Regions from separate parts of the Mus musculus genome. Here region 2 is linked to region 1. A link is a loop called in an ENCODE intact Hi-C map of the cell type or tissue named here. Cell type or tissue: left cerebral cortex. All regions are shown on one strand. Each heading gives the region's core, and the rest is flanking DNA. Links, peaks and the distances in the headings are about the cores only. Region 1 has its middle 28 kb from the start of Gm39478. Region 2 overlaps Septin9 (septin 9).

Region 1 (2,905 bases), core at 296-2,795:
ATTTGCCCTGACACGTGTGGAGGTCAGAGGACAACTTGAAGAAATCTGTTCTCTGTTTCCATCATTTGGGTGCAGAAACAGAATTCACGTCATCAGGCTTAGTGACAAGCACCTTTACCAGTTGAGCCATATAGCTTGCCCAAGAGCCTTTTCTCCCAGACACTGCTCTCTGTGTTGGGGGGGGATAGACGTATGGGGTGGTAGGGGTATGGGGATATGGGGTGTGAGAGTACCAGAGTAAGAGTCTGGGGTGGTAGGCGTTTGTGGGGGACACCATTCTCCCTGTGTAGCTGGTGTTGGGCTGGTTATAAGACTAGTAATAGTTGAGGTGGCCTTGAACCCCTGATGGTCCTGCCTCCGCCTATCAAGTGCTGGGATTACAGGTGTGTGCCTTCACACCAGGCTCTGCCCATTTTTGAGTCAAGTTGCTTTGTTATTGAGTTGAGGGAGCTCTTTATATATGCTGGTTATTAGATCCTTATTTGATCTATCCTGTCGGTACTTTCTCCTGCTCCGTGGACAGTTGTTACCCTCACAGCACCCGCCTGGGTTTGAAGCTTACAATGAAGAGTGGAGAATAGCACACCACCTGGCCACTTGATTCCTTCAGCATTGCCTGTCACATGGGTTTGAGCAGGAGATGTGGTGTCTGTATGTGTGTGTGTGCGCACATGTAGAAGCCAGTGGACAGCCTTGGCTATTGTTCTTCAGGCACCACCCACCACATGTTTTGAGACAGAGTCGCTTAACAGCCTGGAGCTTGTTGTGTAGGCCAGGTGGCCATCGAGCTCTGAGGACCCACCTGGGCTGAAACTGCACACGTCACCATACCAGGCTCTTTACCAGGGTTCTGAGATTTTGAACTCGGGTCATCCTGTTTGCAAGACATTGCTGACCGAGCTCCCCAGGCTGCGGTGGTGTGTGTTTATGGGGAGTTATTAGAAGCTCCTACAACTGAGGGGTGGACTGACTTGGGGGCTTGAACAGCCAGAGAAAACCAACAGTTCAAAAGCCATGGGCAGAGAGGACCTCAAAAACAAAGGCTCTGACGTTAGAGCCAAGGAGGGTGTGAGTGGAGAGGGGTGCTGTGGAAATGGGTGGGAAAGAAATGGCCTCTGACTCTGTTCTGTTTGCCCCATGCTCATCCTGGGAAGCCCTCAGTCTGGACTTGGATAAGGCCAGCCGGTGTCCTAGGCGACGGTCTCTCCAGTTCAGGGCTCCCAGCCACGTGTGTGTTGACATGTGTGGTGTATGTCACAGGACATAGCTATCAATAATGAAGAGAGTACTCCAGGACCTGAGAGATGGCTCAGCAGTTAAGGCTCTTGCAGGGGACCCAGTTTTCATCCCCAGCACCCACATGGCAGCTCACAACCATCTGTAACTCTAATGATTCCTCCTGGCTTCTGAGGGTACCAGACAGACACACACCATGCACAGACATTCATGCAAACAAAAAGAAGAAGAAGAAGAAGAAGAAGAAGAAGAAGAAGAAGAAGAAGAAGAAGAAGAAGAAGAAGAAGAAGAAGAAGAAGAAGGTATACCTTACAGATTCAGGGTTCTGCCTGGTGTCCCAGCCCAAGGTGGCGAGAAAGGGTTGGGGATTGGTGTCCTGCCTGGAGAGGGTAGCCTTGGTCTGCGTTTGTGACCTGTGTTGGTGGGCAAGGACCATCCTCAAGGACCTGGATAGTCACTGTGGACGTGGTGGGTGTGTTCTATAGACAGGCAAAGCCTATTGATCAACACTGTCTATTTGCAGGGTGTTGGTGGCCCAGCAAGGGCTAACTCTCTACTTGCAGGAAATAGAGAGGCAGCTGCAGGGATCTTTTTGTCCAGCAGGGGGCGGTGCAAGCTCTTAAAAGCCCATGTACTTGGGTATTGCTTTCCTTGGCTCTGCAGAAGGGCTGCATGCTGCTGCAGAGCTGCCAGTACAACTTGATTAGGCTGAAGGGGAGGGAAGCGGCAAGAGGAGACCCTCAGGAAATAATAAGAAGGAGCCACTGAATTCCAATCCCAGCCTATGGCACCCGGGGGAGGAGGCTGGTGCCCCCTGACTCTTTCTGTACTGTATTTTCCTAGGTTTTGTTTGAAGTGTTTCAATCTCTCAAGTTTTTCCAGCCCACTTGTGTGTGTGTGTGTGTGTGTGTGTGTGTGTGTGTGTGTGTGTGTGGTCAGTGAGCGGGCGTGGAGGTCAACGTTGTCTTCCGGTATTGTTTATTACCTTGGTTTTCAAAAATGACTTGTGTGTGTGAGTGTGTGTGTGTGTGTGTGTGTGTGTGTGTGTGTGGCTGTATACACATGCATGTTCAGCCATACCTAGCTTTTACATGGCACTGGGATTGAACCCAGGTGCCCATTCAGTAGGCAATAGAACTTCTTTACTAGCTCAGGCCCCAATTTTCTAACTTTCTGAAAACATTTCAAACAAGAAGACAGACGGTGAAACCCTGCCCACACACCCACCTGCTGGACCCTACCGTGAGTGTTCCTTGTTAGGTGTGCATCTGTCCACCAGCAATCAGGCTCTCCTCAGACATATTTGGTTGACTAATTAATTTGTCTTTGAGACGGAGTCTCATGTAGCCCAGGCAACCCTCAATCTCCTGTAGCTAAAGTTGGCCTTGAACTTCTAATCCTTCTACCTCCATCTCCCAAAGGGTGATGTCAAAGACAAGTGCCACCATGCCGGGTGACTGAGGCAGTTTTAATAAGTTGCAGGTACCAGTACTCATGACCTCTCCTCCCTCTGCTCATGGATCGTTAGCCACTGTGGTTCTCTCTCCACATTTCTGTGTCTCCTGGATGCTGTGCATGCCATCCTGTGATTTTTTACAGGTAAATGCACCGTGTGTTCCAACTGCAGCCACAACATGGAACACTGACATCACCTGGACAGTCCCCTGTC
Region 2 (2,905 bases), core at 304-2,803, 63 kb after region 1:
TGCTCCACCACTGCCCCGCTAATTTTTACATTTTTATTTTATTATTTTTTGAGGCGGTTTCACTATGTAGACCTGGCTGAACTAGAACTCAAATCTGTAGACCAGGCTAGCCTCAAACTCCCAGAAATCTCTTCTTTGCCTCTTGAGCGCTGGAATTAAATGCATGTGTCACCACACCTAGCTAAATTTTATTTACTTATGGTTGTGTGTGTGTGTGTGTGTGTGTGTGTGTCTGTGTCTGTGTCTGTGTGTGTGTGTGTCTGTGTGTGTGGGTGTGGGGGGTATAGACATGTTTGTGCAAGTTTCCTCAGAGGCCAAAGCTGGATTCTGGAGCTGGGGTTATTTGTGAGCTCTTTATTTTATGTATATATGTATATGTATATTTAACTGTCTTCAGACATCAAAAGAGAGTGTCAGATCCCATTACAGATGGTTGTGAGCCACCTTGTGGTTGCTGGGATTTGAACTCAGGACCTCTGGAGCAGCCAGTGCTCTTAACCACTGAGCCATTTCTCCAGCCCCTCATCCAGTATTTTAAGATGTGAAAAGAACCTGGAATGGGGCCTAGACGTGCTCACCTGTCATCCTGAAACTCAGCAGGTTGGGGACTCAGGAGACCTGAGTTTAAGGCTAACCTGAGCTAATGTGAAGACCCTGTCATGAGAAGCTGTATGGACCATCTTACACTGTGTTTGGGCATGTGTGTGTGTGTGTGTGTGTGTGTGTGTGTGTGTGTGTGTGTGTGCTCTCTCGCTCGTGCAGGTGACTGCCATGTGCAACTTGGAAGGGCAAGTTTCTGCATCAGAGGAAGTGTGGGTTTAAAGTTTAACCAGTTCCACCCACATTAACCTCAAGCAGTTACAGCACTTACATTTTTATTTTTATTATTTAAAATTCTGTGTGTATGCATGCGTCTTTGTAGGGCGTGTGCAAGCGAGTGCAGGCGCCCTTGCTAGAGGTCTCTGAACCCCTGGAGCTGGACTTACAGGCAGTTGTGAGCCACCTGGCATGGGTGCTGGGAACATAGCTCAGATCCTCTGGGAGAGCAAGGCTTGCTCTTGACTCCCGAGCCATCTCTCCAGCCTTCGGTACATCATTAAAGCATTTTGAGGGATGGTGAATGGAAAAGCATGTGCTCTCCCCTCATAGTGAGGGGATGGGCGCTGCCCAATGGGTTTGAATTTATTTCTACAGCTTTGTATTGAGCAGATTCATATTCCTACATGAGACAGCTGACTTATCAAGGGGAAATTTTGCTGGCATCTCAGGAGGTTTCCACATCCAGTGGCCTCATGGCTAGGAGCTGGACCACATGCTGGGTGTGCATAGCCATAGCCAGAAAGTCTGCTGATGTAATGCGCCAGGAAGCTGGGACCCAGTGAAGTCCTCCAGTCTCTTTGGAGACCTGTGCCTGGGGTTTTGGGTCCCTTCCCCTCAGCACTCCCTAACAGTATCACCGTGGGGAGCAGATAGTTACAAGCTCCTGGGTCTCTGGGGGACATTTCACCCCAAAACTAAATCGATCTTAGTTACATGTTTTCACGGTGTAGACCAGGCGGGCCTCAAACTTACAGAGATCCTCGTGCCCCCACCTCCATCTCTGCCAGAATGGAAGGTGTGTGTTACCTGTGTGTTTTGTGTGTATGTTCTGTATGTTTGTTACAGCCCAAAGCCCATAGTCCTCTCTTAGCCGGACTGTCAACCCTTTTCTTACTGATTAAAAAAATAGTAATTTTAAAATTAATTATTCTTTTATTTTGTACCTTATGTGTATTTTCCTGTATGCAGATCTGTGCACCATGAGCATGCTTGCTGTACTTGTGCAGACCAGCAGGGGGCACTGTTTTCCCTGGAACCAGCGTTCCAGATCATTGTGAGCTGCCGTGTGGGTGCAGGGAACTGAACCTGGCTCCTCAGCAAGGGCAGCCGGGTTCTTAACCTCTGAGCCACCTCTCCAGCCCTATGGTTCCTTTTCTAAGAGGTTTTTGAGCTGATTGGTGGTGGTCAGACCTTGAGAGGTTCAAGCAGGGAGATTGCCAGTAGTTAGAGACCAACCTGGGCAATAGAGTGAATACTTAAGCTGGCCAGGGCTACCAAGTAAGACCCTCCCTTGGAGAGAGAGAGAGAGAGAGAGAGAGAGAGAGAGAGAGAGAGAGAGAGAGAGAGAGAGAGAGAAGGAGGAAGAGGAGGAGGAGGAGGAGGAGGAGAAGAGGAAGAGGATGGTGATGGTGACGGTGATGTGTGGTATGAGGTTTAAGCCCCCGCCCCCAGAGCTGTAGTGTGTTCTTCCAAGCAGAGAACCTGAAGGCTTGTGTTTGTCTGGCTTCTGATTTTTCCTTTGAGCGTTTGGGTCTCACATCCTGCTGCATTCCAGAATTACAGACAAGCATTTCATCCACATTTTCTTCTAATGTTTCTGTGGTTTTATTTTTATGTACCAGTGTCGTTAATCTGCTGGAATTTATTTCGGTTTGAGCATCGTGGTGGGATCTAGAGTTTTGGGTTGTTGGTTTTGTTTTGTTTTATTTTTATTTTTTATTTTTTTTATTTTTTGCACGGATGCACAGTGAGCTGGCTCTGCAGTGTGGGGCGTGTGCCGAGCTATTTTTGCTTTTTTTGGTGACAGCGTGGTGCTGGCTTAGCAAAAACACCCTGGATATGTTTCTTTCTTCCTCTCCCTTCTGGATCACTCTCACAGCAACACAATCCTGTCTTTGTTAAAACTTTCAAGTTGCTCACTAGTGAAACCATCTGGGCCTGATACTTTTGTGGGCGACCAGCATTGAAAGAAAAAAAAAGAAAACACTTAAAGTTATTTTCCATGGGGCTGTGAGTTTGGAGGGACTCTTCAAAACTTACTCTTTAGGGCTGAGGATGTGGTGGGGTGGGGGGTGGGGTGGGCGGA

Evidence for each region. Hi-C counts contacts between places; a loop is a spot of excess contacts. Peaks named below come from ENCODE experiments on the same cell type or tissue, not always from the same donor. Only the 100,000 strongest peaks of a DNase experiment are listed, where the experiment ranks them.
Region 2: it touches region 1 in a loop (2.0-fold over the local background); 12 of 42 quality-filtered maps call a loop at or near these places.

Annotation. Positions count from the first base shown.
Region 1 is chr11:117,236,510-117,239,414 of GRCm38, forward strand. It overlaps a transcript of Septin9 not described here. Among named protein-coding and RNA genes, the nearest start is that of Gm39478, 28 kb to the right of the region's middle. In left cerebral cortex, for the core only: a CTCF peak has its summit at 1,832 (motif pointing right); a DNase peak (open chromatin) is centred at 1,840.
Region 2 is chr11:117,299,148-117,302,052 of GRCm38, forward strand. The region is part of intron 2 of Septin9 (septin 9); the gene reads left to right. Among named protein-coding and RNA genes, the nearest start is that of Gm34065, 26 kb to the right of the region's middle. In left cerebral cortex, for the core only: a CTCF peak has its summit at 1,806 (motif pointing right); a DNase peak (open chromatin) is centred at 2,667; H3K27ac peaks cover 213 bases.